Linked DNA regions of Homo sapiens: region 2 is linked to region 1. Evidence: chromatin loops called from intact Hi-C (ENCODE). Cell type or tissue: Calu3. All regions are shown on one strand. Links, peaks and the distances in the headings refer to the core of each region. The heading gives the core; the rest is flanking DNA.

Region 1 (8,000 bases), core at 1-8,000:
GCCCTTCCTTTCATGGTGTGTCTTCACGTCCTACAGGGCCTTCTCTCTGCATCCCAATCCCTGTGCCTTAAGGAATGTCTTCCCTTCTGGCTGCCTAGGTTCATAGCCGGTGTGATCAACAGGGAGAGGATGGCTTCCTTTGAGCGGTTACTGTGGCGAATCTGCCGAGGAAACGTGTACTTGAAGTTCAGTGAGATGGACGCCCCTCTGGAGGATCCTGTGACGGTGGGAACCTTGGGCTGCAAAAACTTTCTCTGAGACTTCCCATAGCCCTCAGCAGAAGCGCTTCGTTCTCCCAAAACATGGGGGATCTTTAGTTTGATGAGACTAATATCTATTTCCTTTTTTTCTCCTTTTTTTCCTTCCCTTTTACTTTGTTCCTTTTTAAAAATATATATTTGAAAGGTCAGTTCAAGGACTGATTCTTGTCAACACCTCATAACTGGTTTATTCTTCCCAGAGACATAGCTATACTTTTCTCTAGAACTTAGTTATACTAGTACTATCCTAGGCGGCAGCTGTGTCTTAAAGAACTGAGAACTGATTGAGGTCAGCTTCTCAAGCTTCAATGTGCACGCGAGCATAGAGGTCACCCGGGGATCTTGTTAAAATGCAAATTCCAGGCCAGGCATGGTGGCTTATGCCTGTAATCTCAGCGCTTTGGGAGCCCAAGGTGGGAGGATCGTTTGAGGTCAGGGGATTGAGACCAGCCTGGGCAACATAGCAAGAAAACATCTCTACAAAAAAAAGTTAACCAAGTGTGGTGGCACACACCGGTAGTCCCAGCTACTTAGGAGGCTGAGGTGGGAGGACAACTTGAGCCCAGGAGGTCAAGGCTGCAGTGAGCTATGATCACACCACTGCACTCCAGCCTAGGGAACAGAGTGAGACCCTATCTCAAAAAAAAAAAAAAAAAAAAAAAAATAGGCTGGGCATGGTGGCTCATGCCTGTAATCCCAGCACTTTGGGAGGCCGAGGTGGGCGGATCACCTGAGGTCAGGAATTTGAGACCATCCTGGCCAACATGGTGAAACTCTGTCTCTACTAAAAATAAAAAAATTAGCCAGGAGTGGTGGCGCACACCTGTAGTGCCAGCTACTTGCGAGGCTGAGGCAGGAGAATCACTGGTACCCAAGAGGCGGAGGTTGCAGTGAGCTGAGATTGTGCCACTGCACTCCAGCCTGGGTGACAGAGCAAGACTCCCTCAAAAAAAAAAAAAAAAAAAAAAAAAAAAAAATTCTGAGTCAGTGGGTCTGAGTGGGGCCTGAGATTCCGCAGTTCTTACAACTCCCAGAGAATGCTGATGATGTATTTGCCAATAGATCCCACACTTCAAACAACAAGGCTTCAAGGGGGCTCAGCCCTTAGTGCCATACAGTTGTTGCTGTGAATTCTGTCGGATGTTGCTGTCTCACCTTCCAGTTTGTATTTAATCCACTTACCCTTTAATTCCCAGAAGCTAGGCTTATTTCTGAGCGTCTATAATCTTTTTCAGATTAGAGGCTAAAAAAATTAATTTTAATGAAAAAACAACAAAATTCATTTTGATGAAAAACAACTTTAAAATAAGTGAAATTTAAAATAAGAAAGATTATGAAAAAAATGAGAAACCCCATCACTCTAATGTCTTCATTTGTATTTTGCCTCTTGTACTATTTCTCTCTATAGCCGTAGACAGGTATAATTTTATATGATTGTAGTATACATGGAAATAATTTTTTTCTTTTCTTTGTTTTACCTAATATGAGATCCCTCCCCATATTACTGTGCATCCTTCGTAAAGATCATTTTTAAATTTGACATTAAATCATCACTTTTTATAATCCTGTTTTGACATATGACAGTCATAGTGGGAGAGAAAGTAAAAGCATCTGGAAAAAGATGAGCGTGGACGCCGAAGGTCACCAAAGGGAAGTCATGAGATTAGAGCAGATTCCTGATTCTGGTGGATCAGGAGAAAAGAAAATTTAAGAGACTCAGAAAAGGACCAGGGTAGACTCCACGGGTAGAGAAACCTTTTGGAAATAATGTAACGCAGCAGCTCTGAAAATCCTAAAACACCGCCACTTGCTCCCGTAAGGAAATGCCAAAGACAGGATTCATTTTGATAGTATTTTTAAGGAATATCTATTGTGTCCACTGAGTTGACGTGACGTTGACTATCTATTTTGGACACTTTATTTCTAATTTTTCTCCAGAATGTAGACACCATGATGAGCATCTTTATGCATGTGGATTTTTATTTGCTTTTGAATTACTTTCATAATAAACAAGTTCAAGAAAAATAGGATTGCTGGCTTAAAGGGTGCGGGCATTTTAATGACACCCGATAGGTCCCGACAAATGGCCTTTCAGTGACTTTTCTGATTCCAGTGCCTCGAGTAGTATGTGATGAGTCTATTGGATTTGTCATAACTTTTCCAACAATAGTTTTTGTTTTTGTTTTTTGGGGTTTTTTTTTGAGACAGGGTCTCACTCTGCCACCCAGGCTGGAGTGCAGTAGTATGATCATGACTCACTGCAGCCTCGACTTCCTGGGCTCAAACAATCCTCCCACCTCAGCCTTCCTGGTAGCTGGGACCACAGGTGAGCACCACCACACTCAGCTAATTCTTGTATTTTTTGTAGAGATGGGGTTTTACCATGTTGCCCAGGCTGGTCTTGAACCCCTGGGCTCAAGCCATCCACCCGCCTTAGCCTCCCAAAGTGCTGGGATTACAGGTGTGAGCTACTGCACCCGGTCTGGGTTTTGTCATTTTACCTTTACCCCCTCAAACTAAATAAGATTGGAAGAATGCATTGTTTCAGCTCATATTTCTTTGCTTACAGTAAGAGTTAAACATTTGCATGTCTGCTTGTGGAACACATCTTCCTTTCTTGTGAATTGTCCAACTTGGACTTGACAAGTGTGATTTAAGCAGCAGTCTTATGGCACACAAGCAACTGTGAGTCAAAAAATCTGAGCAACTGTATGTATGAGTCAAAAATTGGGCATGGCTTTACCTTTGTTAAATATAAAACACCTACTCATCCCCAAAATGTCGGTGTTGTGTGTTAATTAACTCTGGTGAGCCAGTTTATCAGCCAGCTGTCTTCGTTTTAAGCCTTGCAATATTCTCTTCTGAATGGTTTCTTGTTTATTATCATATCTCTTAAATGTGGGGCTTAGAGCTGAATATAAGGTCTGGCTGTGGTCCAACCAGCATCGGGAACAGGGAGCCTGTCACCTTAAGGCTGCATTAGCCTCTGTGAGGTCCTGGATGGCCTTGCTCTCAACTGTGAGCTATGAACTTAGATGAACTAGGAAAGTTACAGTTTCCCAGTTTTAAATGTATGAATTGTGTAAGCCTAAAAACAGGACTTTACATTTCTCTCTATTATGTTTTAACCAGAAAGAAACCCCCCCCTTTTTTTTTAACTTATTCTGATTTTCCAGAAAGAAGAAATTCAGAAGAACATATTCATCATATTTTACCAAGGAGAGCAGCTCAGGCAGAAAATCAAGAAGATCTGTGATGGGTAAGAGGGAGTGAATGGCTCTTTCTTCAGTGATTTGGGCCAGGATTAGATAAAGAGATGTGCAATGCCAAATGCACATGACTGTGGCTTCTAGAGGTCAGTAAGGCTTTAGAATAACTTTCTCACATAAAAGTCAGCCCCAACTGATTTTTAATAGTTGTAAGAATATGAATAGGGAGAACTTGAATATGCAAAATGTGAGGGTAACTAAAAGTGGACATGTTCCCCATTTCAGTCTATTCCATCTGAGACTTTTCATCAGCTGCTCCAGAGTAATCCAACTGCATGGCTAACTTGTTTTGGATTTTACAGAATCGTGTTACATGTAGCTCCATAGAAGCAGAAATGACTCAGTGCAGAGGATATTAATACATTAATAGATTCTTAGGAAGGGGCAAGCCCAGCTTGCAGTCTTATTTACCCAGCAACTCACAGGTTTTATGGTTTGAATGAAGCTCATTCATATAACAGAACTGCAGCCTCAATTCACAGCACAAGTGACGTACTGGGAACCCTTATGACTGGGACTCCTTTTCCAGTGGCCAAAGACGCAGTTATTCTAGGATAGGCTGGCCATCTAACTAAAGTCAGCAAACGATGTCTTAGCAGAAAAGGGGATGCAGAATGCTTTGCAGCAAGAACTCACCTGTTTCCTTTGGAATATATTAAACACAGGTTTCGAGCCACTGTCTACCCTTGCCCAGAGCCTGCGGTGGAGCGCAGAGAGATGTTGGAGAGCGTCAATGTGAGGCTGGAAGATTTAATCACCGTGAGTGAGGGGTTTGGGCGCATGGTCTGATGGCAGCTGCAGGAGGGCTGCCTCTGCTGTTTTCATACAAGCCCTGCCCCCCAGGGCCCTTGCTGGGAGGCTGGCTGGAATGCTGGCTATGCCTTTCTGGTTGTGGCTGTGGAAGATTTCACAATTGGGAAACTGTTCGATAAGCTAGAGGGAACGAAGCTGTGTCTTAAGAATGCTTTGCCCAGGGTCAGATTTGACCACAGCCCTAGTCAGCCTTCAGGTGGCCACCCCGATCTGATAAAAGGCACCCTTTATTGCCAGCCTCGGCCTAGACGGAATCTATGATACAACCACCCAGCCAATTAAGTTGAACAACCAGTTTGACTGATTATTTTCCCACTGAATTGCCTGGTTGTTTAAGCTGATGGGTTAATTCTGTAAAAACAGTGAGTCTAGTTTCACCATGTGAACATTCATTCATCCCAAACTCATTTTCTTTGTAAAGTCTGTCACCATCCAGGGTCACTCAACACACTTATGATCAGAAATCTTTCTTCAATCACAGCAGCTTTGAAAGTAATCACTGAAAACAGCTGGGCCTCCCTCGCTGGCAGACTCTCATCAGTGCTAGAGTTCGATAGAACTTTCGGTTATGATAGAAGGTTCATGTGTCCTGTGCTGTCCAACACTGTAGTCACGAGCCACATGTGGCTATTGAGCCCTTGAAACATGGCTAGTGCCACTAAGTCATTTAGTTTGTATTTTTAATTTTAATTCAATTTAAATTTTAGGGCTGGGTGCGGTGGCTCATGCCTATAATCCCAGCACTTTGGGAAGCTGAGGTGGGTGGATCACTTGAGGTCAGGAGTTCAAGACCAGCCTGACCAAACTGGTGAAACCCCATCTCTACTAAAAATACAAACACTAGTCAGGCGTGGTGGCAGTCACCTGTAGTCTAGTCTCAGCTACTCGGGAGGCTGAGGCAGGAGAATCGTTTGAACCTGAGAGGCAAAGGTTTCAGGGAGCCGAGATCGCGCCACTGCACTCCAGCCTGGGCAACAAAGCGAGACTCCATCTCAAAATAAAATAAAAGGAAATAAAATACATAAAATTTAGTAGCTGCATGTGGCTGTGGTAGAAGTCAACTCAGTTTTAGATTCTGGACAAGTATGTTAAGAAATTAGATATGTGCCTCTTTCAAAACCCTTAGGCTAGCAGACAACTTTACTTTTCCAGAAAACCTGTGTTTAATTTTTTTTTTTTTTTTTTTGAGATGGAGTTTTGCTCTTGTTGCCCAGGCTGGAGTGCAGTGGCGCAATCTCGGCTCACCGCAACCTCCGCCTCCCGGGTTCAAGTGATTCTCCTGCCTCAGCCTTCCGAGTAGCTGGGATTACAGGCATGCGCCACCATGCCTGGCTAATTTTGTATTTTTAGTAGAGATGGGGTTTCTCCATGTCGGTCAGGCTGGTCTCGAACTCCCGACCTCAGGTGATCCACCCACCTCATCCTCCCAAAGTGCTGGGATTACAGGCGTGAGCCACTGCGCCTGGCCTGTGTTTAATTTTTTAATCCTCTCCATTACTTCTTTGTCACTTGTCAGGAACACTGTTTCCCCAAAGCCATTGAAGTCCTTTCCCCCCAATTCTCCATGCTTGATTTTATGAAAACGTCATGAGGAGAATGGAAAATAAATTCTGCTAGATGTGTGCTTACATTTAGTATGACGGGTTGCTGCTGTGTCGAGGGCTTCAGATGATCCCAGCTGAGCAGCTTCTGCAGGGGCAGCTTTCTCCTTTGGCTCAGTCCCTGCCAAAGATGAATCTTAGACACTGTCTGATGCTGAGGCATATAATTCGGGCTATGCTCTTTGAGGTTTCTGAAAGTCACCTCTGTGCTGAGGTGCTCTTGTCTCCTGGAAATCCCCAGGCCAGGGGGCATTATATTGCAAAGTGACAGGTAGTATTGGGCTTGTGAGATGCTTCGGTGGCCTCATGGCTCTCGTTAATCTTAGAGCCAGCATGTCTGTCTTACAGTGTGTCTCTTACAGAGGCCATGTGTGCTGAAAAAGATTACCCTGTTTGTTGTATCATCAAAACATAAAAATGATTCCATTAAATAAATTCTGTGTGGGCCCAATTGTCCATTCATTCCTTCATTCATTCACTTGTCATTTATTGGAGGGATTATGTATGTAAAGGGTTGTGGTAGATGTAGTAATCTCTTAGGGTTGCTGTAACAAATTACAGCAAACTGGGTGGCATAAGACAATAAAGATTTATTCTGTCATGGTTCTGGAGGCCAGAGGTCTGAAATCAAGGCGTCAGCAGGGCCGTGCTCCCTCGGAAGACCTGAAGGGAGCCCCCTCCTTGCCTCTCCCCAGCTCTGGTGCTGCGGGCCGTCCTCCGCATTCCTTGGCTTGCAAGTGCCTACTTCTCTGCCTCTGTTGTCACGTGGTATTCTTCCCTGTGTGCCTCTGTGTCTACGTTTCTTATCAGGACAGTGGTCATATGGGATTAGAGCCCATTCAAATCCAGTATGACCTCTTCTTAACCTGATTCCATCTGCAAAGACCCTCTTTCCAAAAAGGCCATATTCACAGGTATCAGAGTTCAGGACTCTTTTATGTGGACAATTCAACCCATAACAATAGGACAATGAGGAATTTAGAAGAAAAGGAAGATACAATCTCTGCCTAAGGGTTTTAGCCTCTAGCGGGGGAGATAAACTGCTCAGGAGAGTTCAAGGCCAGGTGACAGCCACAGGTCAAAGGAGCCTGCCAGAGCAGAGGAAGCTGCTGTGGCCTGTGACACTCCATTTTTGGCACCTTGTCAAACAGCTCTGTGAAGGTTCTCTGTTTTCCTGTGTGTTGTTTTTTGTATAGGTCATAACACAAACAGAGTCTCACCGCCAGCGCCTGCTGCAGGAAGCCGCTGCCAACTGGCACTCCTGGCTCATCAAGGTGCAGAAGATGAAAGCTGTCTACCACATCCTGAACATGTGCAACATCGACGTCACCCAGCAGTGTGTCATCGCCGAGATCTGGTTCCCGGTGGCAGATGCCACACGTATCAAGAGGGCACTGGAGCAAGGCATGGTGCGTGGCAGGTGGAGCCAGGAGGGGTCCGATGAGTCAGCCCCTCTGCTGGGCTCTCAGAGGGTGTTGGCCTCATGGGCCACATGAACTCAAGTGACTTGGTGGTAGGATTGCTTCCTTCATCTTTGTGTCTTCAGTTATCAACCCCACTCGAGGACATAAAAGAAATTCCTTTGTCTTTTCAGTGTTTGACAGTTGTTCACCATTTTTTGACCTTTTGTGAGTACGTATTGAGGTTTTTTTAAAAAAAAAAAAAAAATAGAATCTCGCTCTGTAGCCCAGGCTGTTGTGCAGTGGCACAGTCTCGGCTCACTGCAACCTCTGCCTCCCGGGTTCAAGTGATTCTCCTGCCTCAGCCTCCCGAGTAGCTGGGATTACAGGTGCGCCCTACCACGTCCAGCAAATTTTTGTATTTTTAGTAGAGACGGGGTTTCACCATGTTGGCTGGGCTGCTCTTAAACTCCTGACCTCAGGTGATTCGCCTGCCTCAACCTCCCAAAGTGCTGACATTACAGGTGTGAGACATCACACCCGGCCATACTGAGCATTAATGTGCCAGTCTCTCAGCTAGACTATCGTTTTGGGGGGATTTTGTCTTTTTTTTCTTATTAAAGATGGGGACCTCGCTATGACACCCAGGCTGGAGTG
Region 2 (10,008 bases), core at 759-8,758, 72 kb before region 1:
ATGGTGGCTCAAGCCTCTAATCTCAACGCTTTGGGAGGCTGAGGCAGGAGGATCGCTTGAGGCCAGGAGTTTGAGACCACCTTGGGCAACATAACGAGACCCCGTCTCTACAAAAAAAATTTAAAAATTAGCTGAGCATGGTGGCATGTGCCAGTAGTCCCAGCTACTCGAAAGGCTAAGACTGGAGGATCGCTTGAGCCAATGAGTTGGAGGCTGCAGTGAGCTATAATCACGCCACTGCACTCCAGCCTGGGCTGCAGGGTGAGGTCCTGTCTCTGGAAAAAAAAAAAAAAAAAAAAGGAATAGGTAAAAGGGACAGAGGTGAAATTTTGAGTGACTTGAGTCTCTTGCAGTCCCTGATTACACAGAACCTTTCTGGGCTACTTGGAGCATCACGAATAGTCTTTCCTGTACTTACCAGATTTCAAGTATTCATAACTTGACTCCCTAAGTGTACAAGTTGGGAATAGTACAGGGCCAAGTTCAAGTCGCATATGCTGTACTGTTCCTCCTGCAAATGTGGGGAAAGAAGAGGGAGATACTAGAGGAACTGAGGCTCCACCCATTCATTCAGTTGCTCTAAGCACCAGAGGACTTGTTTCAGAAAAGGGGAGTGGGAACGCCCTCGACTTTGCCCTCCTCCGGAGCATCTCTGGGACGCAGGGAGTCTGGCTAGCGTTAATAGGAAAGGTTGCTCGGCAGAGCTGCCCTGGAGTACTGACTTGTCTCTCCCTCCTTTGTCAAGGTCCATGTTTTTCTGGCTCTTCCTGCACACTCATCCCTAGATTATGAGCGTTAATGTACGAAATGTGCAGAGCAAATTGAGGCCAACTGTGGCATCAATACTGCAACTTAAACTTGACAATCATGGTTTGCTGGTCCTCAAACAGGCACTGAAATCTCAGTATGGGTATACGATTTAATAATCGGCCCCTCCCTTCTATTTGTCGGTTTTATGTTTCTATCCTTCAATAGCTGCACTGTTTTCTAATGTGCTGTAGAGTTTTTGAAATAATTTATGCAAGTATTTGGTTTCCATGTTTACAATTTATACAGCTTTCCTAGCATTTTAAATGGAAATGTCAATAAATGCTATGAATTGGTGTCAAAGTGATATTTTCTGTTGATTTCCTTTGCAACATGATAGTTTTCTCGTTTGTAAAACATGAAACATTGGATGAGATGATCTTTCTGTTCTCTAATTTTGTGTCTCTGGTGAGAACACCCAGTACTTTTGTTACTGGTGGAGGGTGTCCAGGTTCTTGGCGTCTTGAACAAAGAGTTGGACAAAACACACAAAGCAAGGAAAGAATGAAGGAATTTATTGAAAATGAAAATACACTCCACAGTGTGGGAGCAGGCCTGAGCATAGGGGCTCAAGGGCCCGGTTACAGAATTTGTGGGGGTTTAAATACCCTCTAGGGGTTTCCATTGGTTACTTGGTGTACGCCCTATGTAAATGAAGAGGTTTAAGTAAAGTCACACAGTCATTTACTCGACGTACACCCTATGGAGAGGATGTTTCCTGTCATAGCTGAACTGTGGCTCGGCCTTATGTCCCCTACTCCAGACCCCATTTTCCTGCCTCACTTTCATTGTCCAAGAAATTAAGTTGAAGGTATTCTATTCAGTGTGTGGAATTTGCAGACTTGTTTTCACTCGTTTTTGCCTGTGCCAATCCTTTCTACTCAGTGTAGTTTGACTGCTACCCACTTAGCAAATGGATGAATCCACTAAGAGCAAATTCAGTTTGGAATTAAAAGATTAGTGCCTCACAATTTAGAAAGATGAGAAGACCAAAGTCCACACAGTCTTGAAAGGTAATAGGATAACCCTGGAGTTGTTTACACAACCCAAGAAAACAAGATCCCCTTGAAACTTAGAAAAGGGGATGGGCGCTGTTTCTCACGCCTTAATTCCAGCACTTTGGGAGGCCGAGGTGGGTGGATCACTTGAGGCCAGGAGTTCAAGACCAGCCTGGCCAACATGGCAAAACCCCATCTCTAATAAAAATACCAAAAAAAAATCAGCCAGGCATGGTGGCGGGCGCCTGTAATCCCAGCTACTCGGGAGGCTGAGGCAGGAGAATTGCTTTAACCCAGGAGGCAGAAGTTGCAGTGAGCCGAGATCGCGCCACTGCACTCCAGCCTGGGTGACAAAGTGCAACTCTGTCTCAAAAAAACAAAAACAAAACTTGGAAAAGGAACTCAAAACACAGTGGAATATAACAGCTAAATGACACAGAATCCTGGATAGGATCTTGGAATGACAGCAACAACAAAAGAGAATATAGTGGGAAAACGTGAAATCCAAATCAAGTCTATAGTTAACAGTATTGTACAAAGATTAACGTACTGGTTTTGCTAACTTTATTATGGTTATTGAGATTTTAATATTAGAGGAAGCTATGTAAAAGGTATCCTGAAACCCTCTAAATCATTTTTGCATCTTTTTATCTTTTTTCTAAATCTAAAAGTATTTAAAAATATAAACACGAATCTGGCACAGGTAAAGCCCACAGACCTTCTGCAGAGGCTCATATAATCCTGTCCTGTGCATCCACAACCCAGGGGCTCTGGTACTTCTCAGGGCGAGCTGCTAGCTTTGAAACCACAGTTAACAATTGCAAGTCTTGGCAGAAAATAAACCTTCAAGAAGGAGGGCTGGTGGGGTCAACCAAAAGGAGAATTTAAACCTAAAAATCCAAGAAAATAGGCCAGTATGAAAGAGATAAATAATACGTTAGATGTTTAAAGAGGTTAAAAAGAACTAAGAACAGGATATTATGTAAAAGTCTAAGCAAATTTGCCGAAACCAAAAATAAGTTCTCAAAAGGGATTTATTTTATTTTATTTATTTATTTATTTTGAGACAGAGTCTCGCTCTGTCCCTGAGGCTGGAGTGCAGTGACGCAATCTCAGCTCACTGTAACCTTTGCCTCCCAGCTTCAAGCGATTCTCATGCCTCAGCCTCCAGAGTAGATGGGACTATAGGCGTACTCCACCACGCCTGGCTAATTTTTCTATTTTTAGTAGAGGTAGTGTTTCACCATGTTGGCGGGCTGGTCTCGATCTCCTGGCCTCAGGGTGATCCACCCGCATTGGCCTCCCGAAGTGTTGGGATTACAGGTGTGATCCACACTGCACCCGGCCAGAAAAGAAATCTTTAAAAAAGACAATATACACACAACGGTCAGATATTTAATATTTTACACATAACTGAAGAAATAACTATAACAGTTTTAATAATTTTATGTTTTAATCTAACTTTAGATGGAAAACAACAAAAATAGTGGAAACTAACTGGTAGAACTCATTACAAGATTTTATATGCTCTGAATGTAAATAGGTTTGAAATGACAGAAGAGCAGGGAGTTACTAGAAACAGCTAAGACTTACAAGAAAGGGCAGGCTGATCCCACGCTCAGAGCCTGAACCCCCAGTTCAAATGAATATAACCAGGCGCGGTGGCTCACACCTGTAATCCCAGCACTTTGGAAGGACGAGGCAGGCGGATCACGTGAGTTCGGGAGTTCGAGACCAGCCTGACCAACATGGAGAAACCCGTCTCTACTAAAAAATACAAAATTAGCCGGGTTTGGTGGCACGCGCCTGTAATCCCAGCTACTCAGGAGGCTGAGGCAGGAGAGTCGCTTGAACCCAGGAGGTGGAGGTTGCAGTGAGCCGAGATCATGCCATTGCACTTCAGCCTGGGTGACAAGAATGAAACTCTGTCTCAAAAATAAATAAATGAATAGGGATTTGAGTCATAATTGGCATTTCTTGTCCCTCTGTCCTCTTCCTCTCTGCACCTGCCAAGCAGAGCTTAAGGTAAGAAGAAAAGAATAACAAGAACAGAGATCCTTTTGTTCAGTTTCTAAGTTAGATTATTAATGAAAAGTTCTCATCGGATAGTGCCCTATTAAGTAACTTTCTCCCTCTACAGAACTCGGTACTTTCCTTGCCACACCCTTCTGCACATCCTGGAATAAATGGGGGTGGGTGAGTTTGATTTCTCTACTGCTGAAGACTTGAAAAATTGTAGCCACAAATCTAGGTAAACCACATTTGTGTAGCTGAACTATTATTTGTTGTATTTGTGCCAAAGTATAGCATTACAGAAGTGTAAGACACAGAACCTATCTGGAAAACTCATAAAGCTGTTTCTGAGTGCCTGATTGGTAGCTGGTTCCATCAGTATCTTGAAAATATGCGTTAGTTTAAGTACAGGTATACCCTGGAGATACTGGAAATTCGGTTCCAGACCACTGCAGTAAAGCAGGTCACGAACTTTGTGATTTCCCACTGTATACAGAAGCTATGTGTAGCTATACTGTAGCCTATTAGGTATGCAACAGCATTCTGTTTTTTTAAAAAAGCATACATGCCCTGATTTAAAAATACTTTGTTGTTAAAAAAATGTTAACAATTATTTGAGCCTTCAGTGAGTCCTAATGTTTTTGCTGGTGGAGGGTCTTGCCTCCATGTTGATGGCTGCTGACTGATCAGGGTGGTGGTTGGTGAAGGTTTGGGTGGCTGTGATAATTTCTTTTAAAATAGAACAACAATGAAGTTTGCCACTTCCGTGGACACTTTCTTTGACGGAAGATGTCTCTGCAGCATGTAATGCTGTTTGATAGCATTTGACCCACAGTAAAACTTCCTCCAAAATTGAAGTTAATCCTCCCAAACTCTGTCACTTCTTTATCAACTAGGCTTATGGGATAGTCTACGTCCTCTGTTGTCATTTCACTGATGTTCACAGCATCTTCATCAGGCCTAGATTCCATCTCAAAAAACCACTGTCTTTATTCATCCATAAGAAACAACTCCTCAACTGTTTAGGTTTGACCATGAGACTGCAGCAGTTCAGTCACATCTGTAGGCTCCACTGCTAGTGCCCTTGCTATTTCCACTCCATCTGCAGTGACTTCCTCCACCAAAGTCTTGAACTCCTCATCCGTGAGGATTGGAATCACTTCTTCCAAAGCCCTATAAATGTTGATATTTTAACCTCCTCCCATGAATTACGAACGTTCTTTTTTTTTTTTTTTTTTTTTGAGAGGGAGTTTCACTCTTGTTGCCCAGGCTGGAGTGCAGTGGCGCGATCTTGGCTCACTACAACCTCTGCCTCCTGGGTTCAAGCAATTCTCCTGCCTCAGCCTCCTGAGTAACTGGAATTACAGGCATGAGCCACCACGCCTGCCCGGCTAATTTTGTATTTTTAGGAGAGATGGGGTTTCTCCATGTTGGCCAGTCTGGTCTCTAATGCCCGACCTCAGGTGATCCGCCCACCTCGTCCTCCCAAAGTGCTGGGATTACAGGTGTGAACCATGGCGCCTGGCTAATTATGAATGTCCTTAATGGCATCTAGAGTGAGGAATCATTTCCAGAAGGGTTTCGATTGACTTTGCCCGGATCCATCAGGGGAGTCACTATCTATGGCAGCTATAGCCTATAGCCTTATGAATTTTTTTTTTTTTTTTTTTAGACAGGGTCTCATTCTGTCACCCAGGCTGGAGTGCAGTGGTACGATTGCTGCTTACTGCAACCTCCACCTCCCAGGCTCAAGCGATCCTCCCACCTCAGTCTTCCCAGTAGCTGGGACTATAGGAGCGTGCAACCATACCCAGCTAATTTTTTTTTTTGTATTTTTTGTAGAAACAGGGTTTTGCCATGTTGCCCAGACTGGTCTCGAACTCCTGACCTCAAGCAATCCGACTGCCTCAGCTTCCCAAAGTGTTGGGATTACAGGCATGAGCCACTATGCCTGGCCTGAAATGTATTTCTTAATAAGACTTGAAAGTCGAAATTACTCCTTGATTGATGGGCTGCAGAATGGATATTGTGTTACATATGAAAACAACATTAATCTCTTTGTACATCTCCATCAGAGCTCTTGGGTGACTAGTTGCACCGTCAATGAGCAGTAATAGTTTGAAAGGGATCTTTTTTCTTAAACAGCAGGTCTCAACAGTAGGCTTAAAATATTCTTTAAACCATGCTATAACAGATGTGCTGTCATCCAGGTTTTGTTGTTCCATGTATGGAGCACAGGCAGAGTAGATTTAGCATAATTCTTAAGGGCCATAGGATTTTCAGAATGCTCAATGATCATTGGCTTCAACTTTAACTCACCAGCTGCATTCGCCCTAACAAGAGAGTCAGCCTGTCCTTTGAAGCTTTGAAGCCAGGCATTGACTTCTCCTTCTCCTCTCTTGCTATGAAAGTCCTAGATGGCATCTTCTTCAATAGAAGGCTATTTATCTACACTGAAAATCGGTTTTTTGTTTGTTTTTTTTTTTTGACACGGAGTCTCGCTGTGTCACCCAGGCTGGAGTGCAGTGACAATCTTGGCTCACTGCAACCTCCACCTCCCAGGTTCAAGCGATTCCCCTGTCTCAGCCTCCTGAGTAGCTGGGATTACAGGCATGCGCCACCATGCCTGACTAATTTTTTGTATTTTTAGTAGAGCCGGGGTTTCATCATGTTGGCCAGGCTGGTCTCGAACTCCTGACCTCAGGTGATCCACCCGCCTCAGCCTCCCAAAGTGCAGACATTACAGGCATGAGGCACCATGCCCAGCCTGAAAATCTGTTCTCTACTGTAGCCACCTTCGTCAGTTATCTTAGTTAGATCTTACGGTTAACTTGCTGCAGCTTCTAAGTCAGCACTTGCTGCTTTACTTTTTTATGTTATAGAGATGGCTTCTTCCCTTAAACCTCATGAACCAACCTCTGCTGGCTTCAAACCTTTCTTCAGCTTCCTCACCTCTCTCAGCCTTCATAGAATTAGAGAGCACCTTGCTCTGTATTAGACTTTGGCTGAAGGGAATGTTGTGGCCAGACTGATCTTCTATCCAGACCACTCAAACTTTCTCCATATGAGCAATAAGGCTGTTTCGCTTTCTTCTCCTTTGTGTGTTCACTACGGTAGCACTTTTCATTTCTTTTAAGAAGAACTTTTCCTTTGCGTTCACAACTTGGCTGTTTGGCACAAGAGGTTTAAACCGTGTCAGCTTTCAACGTGGCTTCCTCACCAGGCTTAATCACGTCTAGTTTATTTAAAGTGAGTGACGTGCACCTCTTTCTTTCACTTGAACACTTCAGAGGCCATCGCAGGGTCAGTAATTGGCCTAATTTCAATACTGTTGTGTCTCAGGGAATAGGGAGGCCTGGGGAGAGGCAGAGTGCGAGGGAACAGGTGGTTGGTGGAGCAGTCAGAACACACACAACATTTATTGTTCTTAAGTTCGTGGTGTTCTATGGGCATGGTTCATGGTGCCCCCAAACAGTAGTAACATCAAAGATCAAAGATCACGGGTCACCATAACAGATGATTAAAGAGTTTGAAATATTGCAAGAAGTACCAAAATGTGACTCAGAGACCTGAAGTGAGCAGATGCTGTTGGAAAAATAGCACCAAGCTAGTCATGGTGGCTCACGCCTATAATCCCAACACTTTGGGAGGCCAAGGTAGGAGGATCACTTGATCCCAGAAGATTGAGACCAGCCTGGGCAACATAGTGGGACCTGTCTCTAAAAATATTAAAAAATTAGCCAGGTGTGGTGACCCACGCCTGTAGTCCCAGCTACTCGGGGTGGCTGAGGAAGGAGGGATTGCTTGAGCCCAGGAGATCAAGGCTGCAGTGAGTCAAGATTGCACCACTGCACTCCAGCCTAGCTGACAGAGTGAGACCCTATCTCAAAAAAAAAAAAAAAAAAAAAAAAGACAGAAAAATAGCACGAATAAACTTGCTTAGAGTTGCCACAAATCTTTGATTTGTAAAAAACACAATATCTGTAAATCACAATGAAGTGAAGCACAATCAAACGAGGTATGTCTGTATATGGATTTTCATTCTGGGATATAGTATTAGAATATACCCCAGATCAGTAGTTCCTTTCATTAAGCATTTTAAAATTCTGAGATTGTTTCAAAGAAAATGTTAGTGCAAGAAGTTAGGAGAAAAACAGGGCTTAAAAGGTAAAATGGGGCCGGGCGTGGTTAATCCCAGCACTTTGAGAGGCTGAGGTGGTTGGATCACCTGAGGTCAGGAGTTTGAGAGCAGCCTGGCCAACATGGTGAAACCCCGTCTCTACTAAAAATACAAAAATTAGCTGGGCATGGTGGAGGGCACCTGTAATCCCAGTTACTTGGGAGGCTGAGGCAGGAGAATCGCTTGAACCCAGGAGGCAGATGTTGCAGTGAGCTGAGATTGTGCCATTGCACTCCAGCCTGGGCAACAGCAGCAAAACTCTATCTCAAAAAAAAAAAAAAAAAAAAAGTCAAACAGGGTTCCTGCATTTCAGAACAAATGAGTGTTGGTCTTTTTTTCCAACAGTAGCTCTGCACTGTGGCTGCTTTTGAAGAGCAGCAGGGATGTTCTATATTTAGCAGAATCCAGAAGTAGCTATTCCCCTTGGATCCTCCCAAAGCTGTAAATGAGAGACAAGAGTGATCGCTACCTAGATTGGAAGTCCGAGAACCAGTGTGTGCTTGGGTCTTGGTATTACTTTTCCCAGATATTGTTCTTTCTGGGTTCCTAGTGAGACAAGTTTAATATACAAATTAGGAGTAAAGTTAAATTTTTTAAAAATTTTGGAAAGATATAATTAGGCCAAATTTAAATTAGAACATCACTAATTTAAATGTGGCCTAATTATATCTTTTTTTTTTTTTTTTTTTTTTGAGACAGAGTCTCACTCTGTCACCTAGGCTGGAGAACAGTGATGTGATCTCAGCTCACTGCAACCTCTGCCTCCTGGGTTCAAGTGATTCTCCTGCCTCAGCCTCCTGAGTAGCTGGGACTACAGGCACCCACCACCATGCCCAGCTAATTTTTGTATTTTTAGTAGAGATGGAGTTTCACCATGTTGGCCAGGCTGGTCTCAAACTCCTGACCTCAGGTGATCCACCCGCCTCGGCCTCCCAAAGTACTGGGATCACAGGTGCAAGCCACCGGGCCCAGCCGAATTATGTCTTTTTAAAGCCTATTCACTTAACTTTTTTTGTTCTTCCTTTCCTGGTCAAAATGTGAATTAGCAAAAATAAAAGAAATAAAAACCTGTATAACTCTACCACCAGAGACACTGGCATCAAAATTTTGGTAAATTTTGGTCTTTTTAAAATAATAAATAAATAAATAAATAAATAAATAAATAAATAAATAAATAATCCCAGCATTTTGAGAGGCCGAGGCGGGTGGATTGCTTGAGCCCAGGAGTTCGAGACCAACCTGGGCAACATGGCGAGACCATATCTCTACTAAAAAATATATAAAAAATTAGCCAGGTGTGTTGGTGCACATCTGTGGTCCCAGCTACTTGGGAGGCTAAGATAGGCTGAGAATTGCTTGAGCCTGGGAAGTGGAGGCTGCAATGAGCCAGAATTACATCACTGCACTTCAGCCTGGACAACAGAGCAAGACCCTGTCTCAAAAAAAGTTAAAGGCTGGGTGCCGTGGATCATGCCTGTAATCCTGGCACTTTGGGAGGCAGAGGCAGGCAGATCACTTGGGCCCAGGAGTTTGAGACCAGCCTGGGCAACGTAGCGAAAACCCATCTCTACAAAAAATACAAAAATTAGCTGAGTGTGGTGGTGCACGTCTGTAGTCCGAGCTACTCAGGAGGCTGAGGTGGGAGGATCACTTAAACCAGGGAGACAGAGGTTGTAGTGAGCTGAGATCATGCCACTGTAATCCAGCCTGGGCAACAGAGTGAGACCCTGTCTCAAAAACAAAAAAATTTTTAAATAACAAATAAATCTAAGCCAACTTAATGTTGTTTGGCGATCGGGACGGATGGGGATGATTTTCTTTCTAATTGACCTTCTGGTAAGCTATTGGTTTGGATTCCAGAGTACACAAGGGCAGAGGGTGGCAATAAAAGGATAAGAATTTGTGTGAGATGCAATCCGGAAAGAAAGATCAGAAGATATTCTGGGGCTCTCCAGCAGCCATTTTTCTAACTGCTGGAGGGAAATGGCACCCAGCAGCTAGAGCATCCTA

What was found. A loop is a pair of places that touch in the nucleus more often than their neighbours do. Peaks named below come from ENCODE experiments on the same cell type or tissue, not always from the same donor. Only the 100,000 strongest peaks of a DNase experiment are listed, where the experiment ranks them.
Region 2: it touches region 1 in a loop (2.3-fold over the local background); 3 of 110 quality-filtered maps call a loop at or near these places.

What each region holds. Positions count from the first base shown.
Region 1 is chr7:138,751,977-138,759,976 of GRCh38, reverse strand. ATP6V0A4 (ATPase H+ transporting V0 subunit a4) reads left to right here. Exons shown (of 22, transcript NM_020632.3): 8 at 99-225; 9 at 3,437-3,519; 10 at 4,195-4,288; 11 at 7,140-7,352. Among named protein-coding and RNA genes, the nearest start is that of TMEM213, 42 kb to the left of the region's middle. In Calu3, for the core only: no CTCF peak of the experiment used is centred there; DNase peaks (open chromatin) are centred at 3,206, 3,996, 4,476 and 7,286.
Region 2 is chr7:138,822,483-138,832,490 of GRCh38, reverse strand. KIAA1549 reads left to right here. Exons shown (of 20, transcript NM_001164665.2): 20 at 1-1,110. Among named protein-coding and RNA genes, the nearest start is that of ATP6V0A4, 29 kb to the right of the region's middle. RefSeq lists a silencer at 233-527 and an enhancer at 1,608-2,107. In Calu3, for the core only: no CTCF peak of the experiment used is centred there; a DNase peak (open chromatin) is centred at 3,970.